Linked DNA regions of Homo sapiens: region 2 is linked to region 1. Evidence: chromatin loops called from intact Hi-C (ENCODE). Cell type or tissue: PC-3. All regions are shown on one strand. Each heading gives the region's core, and the rest is flanking DNA. Links, peaks and the distances in the headings are about the cores only.

Evidence for each region. Peaks named below come from ENCODE experiments on the same cell type or tissue, not always from the same donor. Only the 100,000 strongest peaks of a DNase experiment are listed, where the experiment ranks them.
Region 2: it touches region 1 in a loop (7-fold over the local background); 14 of 110 quality-filtered maps call a loop at or near these places.

The regions. Positions count from the first base shown.
Region 1 is chr11:7,093,721-7,102,067 of GRCh38, reverse strand. No RefSeq gene overlaps it. Among named protein-coding and RNA genes, the nearest start is that of RBMXL2, 8.9 kb to the right of the region's middle. In PC-3, for the core only: CTCF peaks have their summits at 3,422 and 3,643 (motif pointing left); a DNase peak (open chromatin) is centred at 3,637; H3K27me3 peaks cover 3,149 bases.
Region 2 is chr11:7,273,924-7,282,270 of GRCh38, reverse strand. The region is part of intron 1 of SYT9 (synaptotagmin 9); the gene reads right to left. Among named protein-coding and RNA genes, the nearest start is that of SYT9, 26 kb to the right of the region's middle. RefSeq lists an enhancer at 6,734-7,235. In PC-3, for the core only: a CTCF peak has its summit at 3,766 (motif pointing right); DNase peaks (open chromatin) are centred at 1,000 and 3,770.

The DNA.
Region 1 (8,347 bases), core at 302-8,301:
AGAGAATTCTTTCACAGATTTAAAATTGCTTACATGGTTATTACCCTATTTATATATCCTACTTATCCTTGAGTCAATTTCTATGAATTATATTTTTCCATTAAAATATCCATTTTTATGGAAATCAGGGAGGAAGAACTCAGGCAGAGCTTGGCTGATAACCTTAGTTGAAGATAGAAAGACAACAGTTCAGAAGGGAAAAAAGGTGCTACCATTTGCAGGCCAGAGTAACAGAGAAAAGAGGCTGCACTAAGAAAAAACTCCAGACATCTCCAGAGAGTCCACCTAGAATATTTAGCCAAGTATTGATTCATGCAAATGTGTGAGGAAGCTATCTGAGACTGGGGAAAGAGCAACCCAAAATGATTAGGAGGAGCAGTACCTGTCCCTCACTAGGGCCAAGAATAGTGCTTGTTGCCATAGTACTGGATTAGCCCTAGATTGAGTACCGCTTCACCGCTATTTTTAATTTGATAGTTATTGTTCTGGTTAGCCAGCACTTACATCCTTAAGGAGCTGAGGACTGGTTAATTCCATCTCTCCTGGATATCTAGAAACATTTATAAAATCAAATGAGTGTTTCAGTAAAGCACACCCCTCCCGCGAGGATCCTAAATCTAGCTTTGTTCTAATCCTTCCTAAAACAAATGAAGGACAGAGGAGTTATTCCAAATATATTAGTTATATGTGGAGTGTTTACTCCACTGGAAATAATAAAAGTAAATAAAGCAGTGTTATGACTGAGGTCATAAAATCCATTTAGTGAAAACTAATATTACTAAACAATTTTAGAATATCAAACATTCAAATATATTTATGACTTCCTTAAATCAGAGAAATGGTGTTTCTTCAACACTTCTACAAAGAAATTCTTCAATTCAATGTTAAGTATTTTTGCAGTTCTACTGTCAAAAATATTTAACTGGACATAAAAGAGAAAACATGTAACAGTTTATGCAGATCCTACTTCACTTCTGCCTTCTTTTCAGGTTCACTTCTAGTCTTCAATTTTGCTTCTATTCCAAAGCAGAAGCGTATTTTCTGCTTCCAGGATGAAGTGTTTTCATTTGTACTCATATGTGAGTTGGATTGCAATTTCTAGTTAGTGTTTTTCTTCCTCACAAGGCTGAGAAATAAATCCTCAAAGATAGAGATCATAATTAGTGTCTCATATTTGCATTTCTACCCTTCAGAACCATGCTCAGCCAGTAGTATATACTGGTCTATACTAAATGAGTGAACAGAAGGCTGAGGACAACGCCAAGCACACAGTGGTTCCCTGTCACGAGCCCCTTCATTCCGCCTCAACGGAACATTTTCATGGAATGAACATTTTCGTGGAAACCAGTAAGCATCTGAAAAGTGGAACTGCATTTCCAGGCTGTCTAAATACCCAGAGTGATTACTTTCCCAAGAACGTTTCCCCTAATGGAAAATATAAACATTATGGTTTGTTTTCCCAGATCTCTGATTTTGATAGGGACCAACAAAATTGTAGCCACTGTAGAAGGTTTAGAATCTCATACAAATACAGAATAAGGTCTACAAGAAAAGGCTTATAACAATTAAATTTCCAGATACAATGGAAGGCTAAAACCACATACACTGTCTATGTATTTGTGGCCACATAATAAGACAAAACACAAATGAAAATAAGAACATTATGATGATTAAGTTCATCAGCACAAATTTGAGACTAGAGATAAAATCATATTATATATAATTTTCTGGTGTTACTGATAAAGATAGCTGATGGATAAAACAGAAGACAATATCATCTTGTAACGGGGAAATCAGGACATCTTTCAGTTTACAATCTCATACCAGATAGGAGTCAATGAATTGCTGCCTGTGAGGTAGTTGAAGGATTCAGGTAAGGGCATGATTAAACCAGGGAATGGAACACTGAGAATGGTTTAACCTCAAGTTATACCCTGACAACTGCCACTAGAAAGCAGCCATTGTGAAGGAAGTATGCCCCAACATTCTGACAAAGCTGAGCTTAACTCTGGATTTGATACCAAACAACACTATAGATTTTGTTTTTAAAAGCACACATATCAGTTCCAATTCAAGATTGATTGTGAGATTTCTTAATTCAAAACAACTGTCAAGTTAAGTGATAATATGCTAACTGTAAGGAAGCTAATGGTCAAAATAATTAAAAATAGTCAGTACCCAGCAAAGAACGCCATACCAAATATCCAGGATGTCCTCATGTCCTACCCATGTATCTTTTCCATGGAGGAAGTACAAAGAGGGAGTTATAAAAAGGTATTAACATATTGGATGAAACTAGATGTTGTGTGGGCTTTATCTTTGTTAAGTAATCTATACACTAATTTTTAATGTATTTCTGCTTCTCATTACATATTTTTCTATAATATGCATGCTTATTAGAGAGTGAATACTCCTTATTTATTAATTTTTCCTAAAACTTTAGGGTGAGAACTGAGCTACTTAGATTGATATCATAAAAGAGAGATCTGAGCTTTTATGCTATGGCATAAAAGAAATAAACTGCCATATTGTAAAAGGACATGTGAGAGGAGCACATGGCAAGGAATTGTGGGAGGTCCCTAGGAACTGACAGCAGCTCCATAGCTGAAAACCAGCAAGTCCTATAACCACATCATAATGAATATATGATAAATTATTCATATATATAATAAATGAATAAACTTTGAGGCATTTAGATGTAAACAAAATTTTAATCTTTAGGTAATAAAATTTATCAATATATAACTTTTGATACCTCCTTTACTGTTGGGCTTAGAAAAATTTTCCAAAACTCAATTATATAAAAACACAAATAGATCTTCTTCTAAACTTTTTGTTGTTTCTATTTTTACATTTAAAAAGTTAATCTGGCTGAGCACAGTGGCTCACTCCTGTAATCTCCAGCACTTTGGGAGGCCGAGGCAGGCGGATCACCAGCCTGACCAACATGATAAACCCCGTCCCTGCTAAAAATACAAAAATTAGCCAGGTGTGGTGGCACATGCCTATAATCCCAGCTACTCAGGAGACTGAGGCAGGAGAATTGGTTGAACCCGGGAGGCGGAGGTTGCAGTGAGCCGAGATCACACCACTGCACTCCAGCCTGGGTGACAGAGCGAAACTCCATCTCAATTAAAAAAAAAAAATTAATCCACAATTTTGCAAGTTGAAAAGAGTTCTATGGATGGATGGTGGTGATGGCAGCATAACCATGTGAATGTACTTAATGCCACTAAACTTGTACACTTAAAAATGGCTAAGATGGTAAATTTTGTCATATGTATTTTACCACACTTAAAAAAAAAAGTTAAAATCCTACCTAAAAAAAGTTAATCCACCTAGAACTCATTTTGGTGTATAATGATCAAAATCATTAGGACTTTTTTCCAAAGTGGTTAGCCAATTAAATCAGCATCAGTTATTGAATTACTTTTCCCACCAATTTGAATGCTTATATATACTTGGATATACTTCTGGTCTTTTCAACTGTACATAACTTGCAGTACCTGATTATATGGGGATTTCCAGTTAAAAGCATAAGCAGCACCTAGCCTAAATCCACAGACCCTAGAGTTCAAGTTCCAAGGGGCAGGTTCAAGAAAGGAAACATAAAGCACCAATCCTTGAGCTTTTAGTGACATCTAGTGGACTGTTATCATATGGTAACTTCTGTTCCGTGTCAGGAAGCATGCTTTCCTCCACTCAGCTTCTTAATCAACTAGGGCAATTTTAAATACAAATAAAAATGCAAGCCTTAGTATGTTTAGATGGCTCTCTCCCTCCAACCTTTCTCTTCGGTCCATCTCTCAGGTGCCAAACTGCAGCTCAGATAATCACTCCCATCTTCAGAAGTTTCAATAGTTTCCATGTAAATTAGCAGAGATGGGATATAAAATCAACAAGATGAAGACACTCCTAAAATTAATTACAAATAGAAACAAATGAACCTAGCTGTATTTAAAGTGGATAACATACACAAATGAAAGAGGAGTTTCCCTGTTTCATGGAATATCTTGAAATTTTACCACCTCTGGAAAGCCTCCTCATCAGAATTAATTGGTTTGCTTAGCACATTGCCCATGCCTATTTGATAACATTTCTTGCTCTGTTTTGCATTTTAGGTAGTTTATGCAGAAAAATGTTACCCACACTAAACTATGAGTGCCTGAAGGATAAAGAGGGTCTGATTCATCTCAGATTCAAACAACCCTGATACCTTTAAAAGCTACTTTATCTGTGAACTTGGCTCTGAGACTTTAAAGGGGGTATCAGTAGTTACTCCCAGGGCATTAATCCAGCCAATACTTGTCTTTTTCCCAACTTCTTCATTTCATCTGTTTTTTTCTTACTAGTTTGACCTTGAACTGATCTCACATTATTTGCCTCTCCTATTTGTTGATTCACATTCTGTGTTTCTCATTTCCCCTCTCCTGGTAATCAACCTCAAGATATGCTCTCTTAAATTAGTGTCTGTTAGTAATTCACCTGCATTCCTTCACCTTTATTTATATAGCACAAACTCCCAGCGAAAACTACCTTGATGTCAAAAGAGAATAGGTATAAGAAAATCAGTCTTCATTCACTGAGGGTTACTATGTGCTACATGCTTTTTTATATATTATCTCATTTAATTTTCACAGAAATTTAGCTCTTATACATCCTTCACATCTTAGTTCAATTATCACTTAAGGATGCATTCTCTAGGTGTCCTATATATAGTGGTCCCCAAGCTTTTTGGCACCAGGGACCAATTTTGTGGAAGACAACTTTTCCAGGGACCAGGGAGTCGGGGGAGATAGTTTTATGATGATTCAAGCACATTACATTTATTGTGCACTTTATTTCTACTATTATTACATTGTAATACATAATGAATTAATTATACAACTCACCATAAGTAGAATCAGTGGAGGCCCTGGGCTTGTTTTCCTGCAACTAGATGGTCCCAACTGGAGGTGATGGGAGACAGTGACAGATCATCAACTATTAGACTCTCATAAGGAGCATGCAACCTAGGTCCCTCACATGTGCAGTTCACAATAGGGCTCATGCTCCTGTAAGAATCTAATGCTGCTGCTGATCTCAAAGGAGGTGGAACTCAGGTGGTAATGCAAGTGATGGGAGCGGCTGTAAATACAGATGAAGCTTTGCCAGCTCGTCCACCACTCAGCTCCTGCTGTGCAGCCCAGTTCCTGGCCCAGGAGTTGGGGATCCCTGTTATACTACATCAAGCTTTTAAAAACATGTCTCATAGTGCTATGTATCTCTCTTTCATAGTGCTTGTCATGGTTAAAATGTTGCTTTTTGTATGACAATTTAACCAGTCTATCTTACCTTTTGAACACTGTTCCATGTGAGGATTAACAATGTCTACTTTGGCTCACCAATATGTCTCCATTGCTTAGCTAAGAGACAAGGATTAATTTATCCAAAACTAATCCTCAGTAGATTGGCATCCTGGAAAGGATTGGCCTTCTGCAAATTTCACTGAAAGCTGCTTTTAGCCCATTTTTAATGCAGTCAATCATGGTCAGCTGCACAGCCTGGGCCACAGTTACCCCTGCAGCTATAATGTTAGTACATTCTCAATCTTGAATGCTGATGTAGCAAGTCCTGCCTCTAGTTTGCTTTGCTGCCATACAGCTTCAATTACAAGACTTTGACTCCAGCCCTTTACCACCTTAGATAAAAGTATTATTCACAAAAAACATGTTCTTCTCAGCCCCATTTATATTCTACTGTCTCTCCCTTCTCCAGCTGTTGACTGCAAGGTTCAGTGACCCATTGTCAACCTGTCTAGGGCAGACTGATGTTATTATCAAGTCCTCAACTCCTGCAAATCCACAACCACGAGCACTGAAGTGACAGGGTTATAGCTATTTCTGCCATGACATATTGCTATTATATCCTAACCCCTAATTATTCCAGGGTAGGGGCTGGAATCTCCTATATTATGCAACTCAAAAGCCCCACAGCCCAAATGTGGGAGTTCCTCTCCCAAAGCTGAAGTCCAGTCATGCTAAATCTCTGTGTATTCCCACAGAATGCATCTGGGCAACTAGCAAGTACTACTCCACTGTCTCTGTGAATCGTCCTTAATGAATATTAATCTGGCCAATAAGTATGATTGCATTCTTGTCCCTATTTTATAGATAAGGGAAAAAAACAAAGAGCAACCTGACCAAGATCATTCACTAACTGTGATCTTGGTGCTGCTTTTCTGTTTGCCTTAGTTGGCGTGATATTAGCACAGCGTTTGCCATTTGGTGGGTACTACATAAATAAAAATTAGATTCAATGAATAAATGGATAGATAGACAACCAATCTCATGAGGGGAGCATTCTTGACCCTATTTTATAGGTAAGGGGAAAAAAACACAAAGAGTAATTAAGTAACCCGACCAAGATCACAGTTGGTGAATGGTGGACACAGGATTTAAATTCAGGTCTACAAGATTACATATTACTTATTCTAAATTACTACACTCTTCAACTCAGAGATTTCTCTAGGTGCCCCAAAGCCTGAGTCAACTGTAAATAACAATAAAAACAGCTACATTTTTTAAAAATCTAGGCACTGCACTAGGCACTTTATTTCTGGGGCAAAATTGAGTCTAAGCCAATTATGCCAGAGAGCAATAATTCTAAACCCTAACAGATAAGAAGGAATCAAGCCTTTATAATAACATCAACCTGCTTTACTTCTGACTGGTTAGGAATGGGGCACTGAGCCCATGGTGGAAGTTCTGGTCCCCTCAACTGAAGAGGTGAAGAAGAAAGAGGCAGCAGAAAATTAATGGGGACTATAAAGAGTCAAATATATCTCCAAGATTTCAAGCTGGATGAGTGCAGCTTGAGTAAATACAATTAAAACTCTCAAGTGTACTTTTTCTGAAGACTTTTGAGTATAGAAGCAATTTTACTAGGAATATAAATGATAAATTCCAAAGGAAAGTCTGTGCTACTGCTTTGCAGAATGCCGTAATACTACCACTTAACGAACCCCACTGCATTCCAGGCACTGTGCTGGGTGCTGTATATGAGTCATCTTATTTAAAACTTCCATAAATATGATGAAACTGTATTATCACCACACATGAAAAAAACGGAAGGTCTAAAGTTTTAAGAAAGTTGTCCAAGCTACATGAATAACAGAATGAGAGCTTCTGCATATGATCAAAAGATTCTCTCTCTACTATAACAAGCAGCCTTCAAACCTGAGAAAGCTTTACTATTTCTTCCTACTGTTTTCTCTAAAATTTTCATAATAGGTCCTCATATTTTTTATTCCCCTTGAGCACTTTAATAAATATGATAGTGAGATGCATTCAACAAGGACATCATTGCTATGTCGTTCCTCTAATTTTCTGTGCTTGATATGTTCATTCAATGTCACTCACAAAATATTTATCAAAATCATTTTAAAATCATTCTTAGATGTGCTACACTGTAAGAGTAATTAGCTTCAGAATAAACTTCACCACAAATAGAACATGTAGGTTCTGAAAGAAATTGCCATGAGCATTGGATATCATGTGTGCACAGCAAGAGCAATACAGCCTTATTTTGCTTGGTGAGTTCTTAAACACATTCTAAAGAGGAAAACATTTATGAGAACACAGTAACTATCCCCAGAGAGAACATTTATATGGAGGAAAAGAAGGAAAGTTACATCACTTTTAAAATAAAGGCTAAAAGGGAGGGGGCATGGAAACCACATAAAGGTTGAAAAATGTTAGAGGCCCCAGTTAGGAGGAACACTAGCAGAGAAGCCTTCTCTATCTCACTTGGCCTAAGGCAAGGGGAAAAGGGAACTATTGCCCTATGGGGGAAAAAAAAAATTCTACCTCTAGCACTCTTTAAGATAGTCACAGGAGCCACAGTAGAATTCCGGTTGTGATCAGAAACAGAAGATGTTCAGCCTTCATCTTGTGGGGATTCGGTAATGCTGTCAGTTGCCACATGGACAATTTGAATACTCCTGAAACCATTTTGGAAGGAAATATGGAGGAGATGGGGTTTCAGGAGTAATCGGAGAAAAGCACATGATAGAAAATATAAAGGTTTTCACTGAGATACAAATTCCTTAAATTTTACTCAGTGGGTGAGTTCTGGAAAACATGTGATAAGCTCTCTCTCTCTCTCATCATTATGAAAGTGATTATAAAGAGTTCTCAATTGACTAGACCTCTGGCATATTTTCCTACAAAAATATTTCCAGTAAAGAAATATTGAGACTGTTGTATTATATATGTATGAGAGATCTACAACCTTTGTATGCTATAATCTCTAAAATTAACTCACTGAACTCCAGTGAGTCTTTATTTTCCTAATGTTAATACTTTGT
Region 2 (8,347 bases), core at 86-8,085, 180 kb before region 1:
TTATGTTATGTTCTTTATAATATGAAAGAATGTTGCTTATTTTCATTTTATAAAGTAAAATTTTATTACATTATTAGGAGAAAAGTTTTCTTACCCTAACCTGGAATGAGTGGACTCCATAAGAATTTTTACTTGAGATAGTATTTGAGGACCTACAGAAAATCTCTTATGGCTGAAATAGCAGCCAAGTTGCTGGGTCATGGCCAATGTCCACAGCAGGAAGAACAGTTAGCAACTTAAAGCAATTTTGTGTTTATATTTGTTTGGCAAGCAAAGTCCTGTTTAAGTATCCCCTGTGTCATAATTACAAAGGTCAGTACAGAAAATACTGATAGAGCCCAGGTACCTACAGTGGGAAGTTCCAAGACACTTCTGGAAATGCTCTTGGGGAGCAGAATGAACTTATTTAACAATTTGCTTACAAGCATAACAGCGAGAAAACAGGAAGAGAGAAAATAATTGTGCACTAGAAGTATATAGCTTATTCTATTACCATCCAAAAATTCTATCCAAGAAACAACCTTGCACAGCACTGTCTGTTTTTAATAAGAATTTACACAAAAGTGGTGGCTCAAATCCTCATATCTTTCTATGTGGCAGATAGTCTCAAACTTTCAGCTCCAAAAATTTTTACACATCAAATAAATTCTATATCTGGCTTTGTGTAAATGGCTCCAAAAATCTACTCTCATGGCCACAGCTAGGCTGCCATCGAATTTTAATTGCAAACTGAATACCCTTTTACAGAACAGGTGTAGAAGAAAGGAAGTGGAAATGTAAAAAGCAGTAATATCATAACATCACTGTATTCTGAAGGGCTTGTAGAAAGTGTCAAGGTATCAAAAACAGTTTTGCTGAAATCAGTAGGATGCAACATGAGAGGGGTACCTTTACATGTCAGAATATCTACTGATGCAAAACACAGAGCTGGCAAAGAGTATGAGTCATAAATAGTTTCCCAGACATGACAGAGGAAACCTGTTCTATTGGATCTGATCTCATCTGTTTAGGAATTCCTCTCATTGTGATGCCCAGGGGCAGGACACATTTGTCAGACATGATACTGTTATGCTCTGGTTTAGAGGAGCTGCATTTGTATGCAAATATAGAAATGTGCCTGAGTATCATACATATGCTCCTGCATAAAAGCAGGGATATAACCCCGTCACATATCTGTGAGTTCAGAAAATCTGCCCATTCAGTAGTGAATTAGACTCAGCTCACAGAAGCTCATAAGAATCAACTTAAATTTTCAGGAATTTTGAGAGCTGATTATTAAACACAGCCACCATGAAAAACTAAATTATATAAATGTAAAATTCAATAAACTATGCTGAAAACAAAGGTAATATTCAAAAGTCAAAGGTGATATTCAAAGATGATTCTCAAAAGTTATCATTTCCTACTCATTTAACTACAATTTATTGTCTATGCTCTCAGTGTTACTTACATCTCTAGTATCTTCTTCTTCTCCACTTACGTCTATAGTATCTTACTTACATCTATAGTACTTACATCTATAGTATCCCTTCTTCTCCACCTGGAAATACCAGATATTGATGCACTACTGCACATCTCTTCCCAGCTCCACGGTCAGCAATATCTTATTGGTAGCTTGAAAACAGCCAGGCTGGGAGCACTTATACCACAAAACTTGCAAACACCACAAACCAAGGTTTTATTTATTATTTTGTTAAGGTCTTCTGAAAGTGACGTTTTATGAAAGTCTTACGATAGTGCTGGAGAAAATGTAAATAACAGATGAAAAGTGTGTCTTGTCTGTAGACATTACTTTGTAAACAGCACAAAATATTGAGGACATATTCTTCCAATATTAAAAAACTATTATCTGATTCAAGAAGTTGCTCAGATTATTGATGAATAAGTGAAGTTCTGACATGTGTCATTGTTTTACTTTCCTCTTACTTGTTCATATAAATGAAGCTATCAACCAACAGGCTTGTTGGGCCTACACTCATTTGTCAGCTGCAACCTAAGGTTGCTATGGATACAGGAGTTTGACAAAAATCAAGAAAAGCATTCTGTGAGAATCAATTGTAATGTAATCAATAAAATGCAATGTGTATTTTATTATGAATTGTGCACCGCACAGCATTTATATGAGTAACACTTAAAATAAACGTATGCGTGTATATTTATGCATACCTTTTCTATTCTGGAGAATTAGTTGTTTACAGATGTACTGATACATCCCTGCCCCCAATCCAGGCAGCATGGAGACTGAGTTTCTCAAGGAATTGTGTAGAACTAAGTTTCTTTCAGTATGCCTCATTGCTCTTCACCTAAGGTCTTTACCTGATGCAAAATCCCATTTTACTGCTCAAAAGATTTGCCTCATCAGCTCTGCTTTTGCAGCATAAGTGGCTGTCACCAGATGGCATTTGGGTTGGGCTTGACCCAGGGCAATTAGATGTAGAGGAAGATCAGAAATTTCTGGGTCACAATCATATATAAAAAATGAACCTGCTTATGAAACAACTAAAGACTTTCTCTGTTTCTCTAACTGGGTAGCTTTCCTCACAGCAAATAATCTTATCTTTGAAGCAACGGTTCTAAAATTTATATGTGCTTGGTAAGTATTTGGGAAGCTTGTTAAAAGTATAGATTCCTGGGCTATGCCTCCAGAGATCATGATTCTGGATGGGGCATTTTAAATAAATACCCCAAAGTATCTCTGAAGGCGGGAGGTGGTCATGGTTCTCAGTTGGGGAAATGCAGTATTAGGGGACACTCTGCACCTAGAGCTGGTAGATTATCTAAGCTTCCCGCTGCCTTAAGCAGATTCTATGTGGCTCCATCAAGCTGCCCATAAGGAAGTATCTTCCTGCTTCTCTGGCATGAGCTTCACCCCTCCTATTCTTTCCTTGAGTCAGTTTTTTTGTTCTCAACGGAAAAAAAGACATATTGGTTATCATAAACTGCCCAATAAAAATATTGCTGAAGTCAAGACAGACTCTATCAATAAGAGAAGCATGGAAGTTTACCAAGACTTTGTTTTACTAAGCTAACTCTCCAGCATCTTTCCTTAGTGCTCTCAAACCATCTGCTAAATTGGCTTAGGACTTTGCCAGAGATGGACACCAAGCTCACAAGCCTTGAGTTTCTAGGGTCCACATACCCTCCACTGTTGAGAACTGGGCCAGCTCCCCAACTTTATCTGCTGGCATTGCTCCTGCCTCTGTTGGATGTTTTCTGGCATCTGTTATCATTACTCCCTCTCCCTAGGCAGAGAGATATCTTCCTTCCTGATTCAAACATAAATTAACATACATTTTTGACTATTCTCTAGATGTTTCCAAAACACCAATTCTTTCTGGGTATCAGCACTCCTGAAAATATCTTCACAGAATATGCCTCCTTAAAGTTCCTAGGTGTAGTGCATGGACCCTTCATTTGTGTGCTCATAACCCTTTACATTTGTGCTCATCAGTATTAGTTTCCAAGTTAACGCAGTCTCCCCTTCTTCTCCACTTGTAAGAATTAGAATGTGAGAATCTAAAATATCTTCCTTGTTTTTTAATCCTCTTAAGCTACTCGGAATCTTGCTACTTAAAACTATACCTAGTTTTATTCATTCAAAATTTTCTCCGTATTATAGAACACAACAACAGTTATATTCAACTAAATCAAGTCAAATATCAAGTAAAATGTAATAAAGAACCACCCTCTTTAAACCAGGTACCAGAGTTACTGCTCTTTGCAGTGGGAATGAGGGGCAGCTTCAGTTTCACTTCTTAAGTCCACCTGTAGGTGGCCCCAAGACAATGTTGCAGAATCTTAGGGCTCAGTAAAACAGTTTTAAAACCACTGTGCAGCTTCACTTACCTCAGTTTGGGATTGGTTGCTATGGTTTGAATGTCTCCTCCAAAACTCATGTTGAAACTTAATCACCAATCTGGTAGTATTGAGAGGTGGGGGCCTTTAAAAGAGGTGATTGGATGATATGGGCTCTGTCTTCATGAATGAATTTGTTATTTATGGATTAATGGGCTAATGGATTAATAGGTTATCATGGGAGGGGAAGTGATTGCTTTATAAGAAGAAGAGAGGCCTGAGCTAACACATTAGCATGCTCAGCCCCCTTGCCCTGTGATACCCTGCCTCGACCCAGGGCAATTAGATGTAGAAGAAGATCAGAAATTTCTGGGTCCTTACACCACCTTGGGACTCTTCAGAAAGTTCCCACTGGCAAGAAGATTCTCATCATATGTGACCTCTCAACCTTGGACTTTCCAGCCTCTATAACTGTAAAAAATAAATTCCTTTTCTTTAGAAATTACTCAGTTTCAGATATTTTGTTATAAGCAACAGAAAACAGACTGGCACACTTCATTTTCTCTGCCATCTACATTACATGGAGCATTCCTAGCTTTTAAGATGTCTACAGCATCATTAGCACTGTGCCTTTCTCAGCAATCTATGCATGCCACTGTGATAGAATTGTTCAACTTAAAATATTCTAGGCATGAATTCCAACAAGTTGATGATAAAGGTCTCCAACAGGAGCATTTGCTTTCACAGTGAAAATTCAGATCCTACATGCATGCTGAGGGAAAGAGCATTAAGTTTCAACTAGGCATACACTAATCCTGAAGAACTATTCATTGAGTCATATTGCCCACATGCCTAACATAATACACTTTATAATAAAAACACAATTACTTTACTGCTGAAAAAGTGCCCTTTTCTTCACATTTGAGAAAATGCTTCAAATTCATAAGACAAAAAAAAATGGATGTAATCTTCTCTTGTTCCTATTCCCCCATTCTCTTTTTTCTGTTTAGATTTTGTTAAGTCGACTTTTGAACTTAATAGGACAACAGGGAAAGTAAGACATGAGCACTTGCTGAAAAGCAACAATGCAATGTTCAGTAACACACAGCACATAATGAATTCACATTTTGCAGATTACACTAATATTTTTCAGATTTTGGAAATGTAATTTTATGCCATAACTTGATGACAATGACCAGAATTCAGCCAGAAATCTATCTCGATGGGTCATTCATTATTCTTTCATTTATTCAAACGTTTATCAAATCCTCACTATGTTTCAGTCATGGAGTTAGATGAAGAGAATAAAAAGATAAATAATACACAGTCCTTTCCCTCAGTGAGTTCCAATCTGATCTAATGAAGGAGGCAGACACATGGCAGATAATGTTTGTTTGTTTGTTTGTTTGTTTTTTGTTTTTTGAGATAGAGTCTCGTACTGTCACCTGGGCTGGAGTGCAGTGGCGCGATCTCGGCTCACTGCAACCTCCACTTCCCAGGTTCAAGCAATTCTCCTTCCTCAGCCTCCCGAGTAGCTGGGATTACAGGCGCCTGCCACCACACCCAGCTATTTTTTTTTTTTTCGTATTTTTAGTAGAGATGAGGTTTCGCTATGTTGGCCAGGCTGGTCTCGAACACCTGACCTCGTGATCCACCCGCCTTGGCTTCCCAAATTGCTGGGATTATAGGCATGTGCCACTGTGCCTGGCTGGCAGATAATGTTTTAAGTATAGGTACAGTGCTAAGGAAAATGCAAAAGAGCACAGGGAGTTTAGGTGACCCCAAAACTGATGCTTAAAAGAATGATGAGGGAGAATCCACCAGGAGGGGGAAGGCAGAGGGGAAAGACAATCATTTTAGGCTGAGGGGACAGCTTAAGAATGGAGGCAGGAAACTGTGGGGCACACCCTGCAGTTAGTCTAACGCAAGGGGTGCACCTTATTCCACCAGATTCATTCCACCTTATTCCACCATATTCTCACGTGTCATGCTAAAGAGCTTAGACTTGATCCCATAGTTGAATGGGCCCACTGAAGAGTTTCACATAGGAAAACAGCAGGGTCACATCTGCTTTTTAGAAAGACCACTCTGGCTTCCATTGAGGCTGGATTTGGGTGGTTAAAAACTGAGGCAGGAAGCACATTAAGAGGTGCAATAAGACAGAAGAGAGGTCTGATGGCTGGAAATAAGGTGATCATAGGGACAGAGATAGAAGACAGATCTGAGAAATTATTACGAGATAAAACTGGCGGGAACTGGTGACTGTTGGATATGGGAAAGTGAGGATGTGGTGATGGTAAAAGAAGTTTCTAGTATAACTCCAAATTTCCAACCTGAGTGACTGAGGGTGGGACTGGTGTCACCCATGAAGATAAAACATACAGAAATCAGTCTGGGGGTGGGGGATGGTGTATTCACTCACTTAATATTTGGACACCAGAAATTGGCTCAAACATAATAGTGAACAAGACAGATAAATAGAGCTTACATTCTAGTTGGGGGTGAGGCGCAAACAATAAACAAGTAACAAATATTATATAGATTCAGACACATATGATCTGAAGAGAAATAAAGCCAGGGAAGGAAAAGGCACATATGGGGACTTTTGGGGAAGGTGCTGACTGAACAGAGAGGATAAATGAAGTGAGCAGTGAGCCACGCGGGGCCTGTGAGAAAAACATTTCAGGTGGAGGAACAGCAGCAAGTGGAAAGGCCAGAATGAACTTGGGTTGTGGACACATTGATTTAGAGGCTCCTTCATCTATGCAAATGGAGATGTCCAGGAGGTGGCTAGATATACAGGTCTGAACTTCAGCAGTCTGGGCTGGAATATGAATCTTGAATTATCAGTATATTGAAGGCTGGTATGTTCTAGGATTGGAGAGGACAACTTGGGAAAAATGCATAAGTGACAGAAGAAATGGGTCACAGTAATATAAAAAATGCCAACATTTAAGGGGCAAGTAGAAGAAAAGAAACCCATGAAAGAAAATAGAATGGGATTTGGTGTTGCAAATTCAAGAGAACAGGAAGCAGTAATCACTGTTTCAAACACAGCAGGATTCCAACCACTGAAATGTGTCCACTGGGATTAGCAATTAGCAGGTCATTGATGGCTGTAGTTACAGCAGCCTCAGAGAAGTGGTGGGTGTGGGAATTGGACTAAGGTGGTTTGGAGAAGGTGGGGGAGGAAATCTATTTTATGAGCAGTGTGGCTGTGAAGAGGAAGACACCATTTGGAGAGGGGAGAGGTAGTAGAGAGAATAACTACACTGGCAAAGTTCATAGCTGGCTAGTCAGGGAGAATCTGCTGGAGCAGGGCTGGTGGACAAGGAGCACACCCAGAACTGGCTCAGAGGCCCTGCACACTCTGCTAGCTGGCTCTGTGCAGTCTTGGTGTGCAAGAACTAATTCCAACCAACAACCCAAACTTTACAAGGCCAGGATGGAGATACTAGATCACCTAGCATTCCTCACTCCAGTGGGTTGTGGCTTCCAGGAAGCTCTCCCAAAATCTGTGTGAAGAATCAGGTGTGATGGAAAACATTGTAACCAAAACTTCAAATAATGCTTGTTGACTGAGGAACGTGGCCATGAGGAAGAGGTTGGGGACCCACTGCTAGGTTTTCTGAGCAGATGGCCTTATGTGTGGCTGCTGCATCCTGTAAGGGAAAACTCCTCATTCTTCCATCTATACTATACAGCATCAGTTCCAAAAGTTCAAGCTGAGGTCCATTTCTATGCATCAGGTTGGGTGAGAAGTGAAGAAAAGGAAGACCTGCATAGTGATGAAGAGAAGGGCCCAGCTGTATAGGAAGAAACTAACTAAATAAACTAACATCATTAAAACATGAACTTGGCCAGGCACAGTGGCTCATGCCTATAATCCCAACACTTCCTGAGGCTGAGGTGGGTGGATCACGTGAGGTCAGGAGTTTGAGACCAGCCTGGCCAACATGGCGAAACCCCATCTCTACTGAAAATACAAAAAATTAGCTGGGCATGGTGGTGCACACCTGTAATCCCAGCTACTCGGGAGGCTGAGGCAGGAGAATCGCTTGAACCCGGAGGCAGAGGTTGCAGTGAGCCAAGATCGTGCCACTGCACTGCAGCCTAGGCAACAGAGTAAGACTCTGTCAAAAAAAAAAAAAAAAAAAAGATGAACTTCACACAGATATAAGGAAAGAGTGTAGAATCATGACTGATGTGTATTACAGAAACATGAATTTAGTCAACTAAGCTTGAAATGCCTTAATGAGGGGGCTCCACTGGAAGGAAAAGAAAAGTCAGGCTCTGACTAATCAAAGGCAGTTCTACATAGCACAGCAGGTAATAAACTTGTCACAAGACTTTATCTCAAACAGCATACAAGCCAGAAATAAATATAAACTCTAAACATTTTTTGTTTGTTTTACTTTAAGTTCTGGGATACATGTGCAGAACGTGCAGATTTGTTACATAGGTATACATGTGCCATGGTGGTTTGCTGCACCTATCAACCTGTCATCTAGGTTTTAAGCCCTACATACATTAGGTATTTGTCCTAATGCTC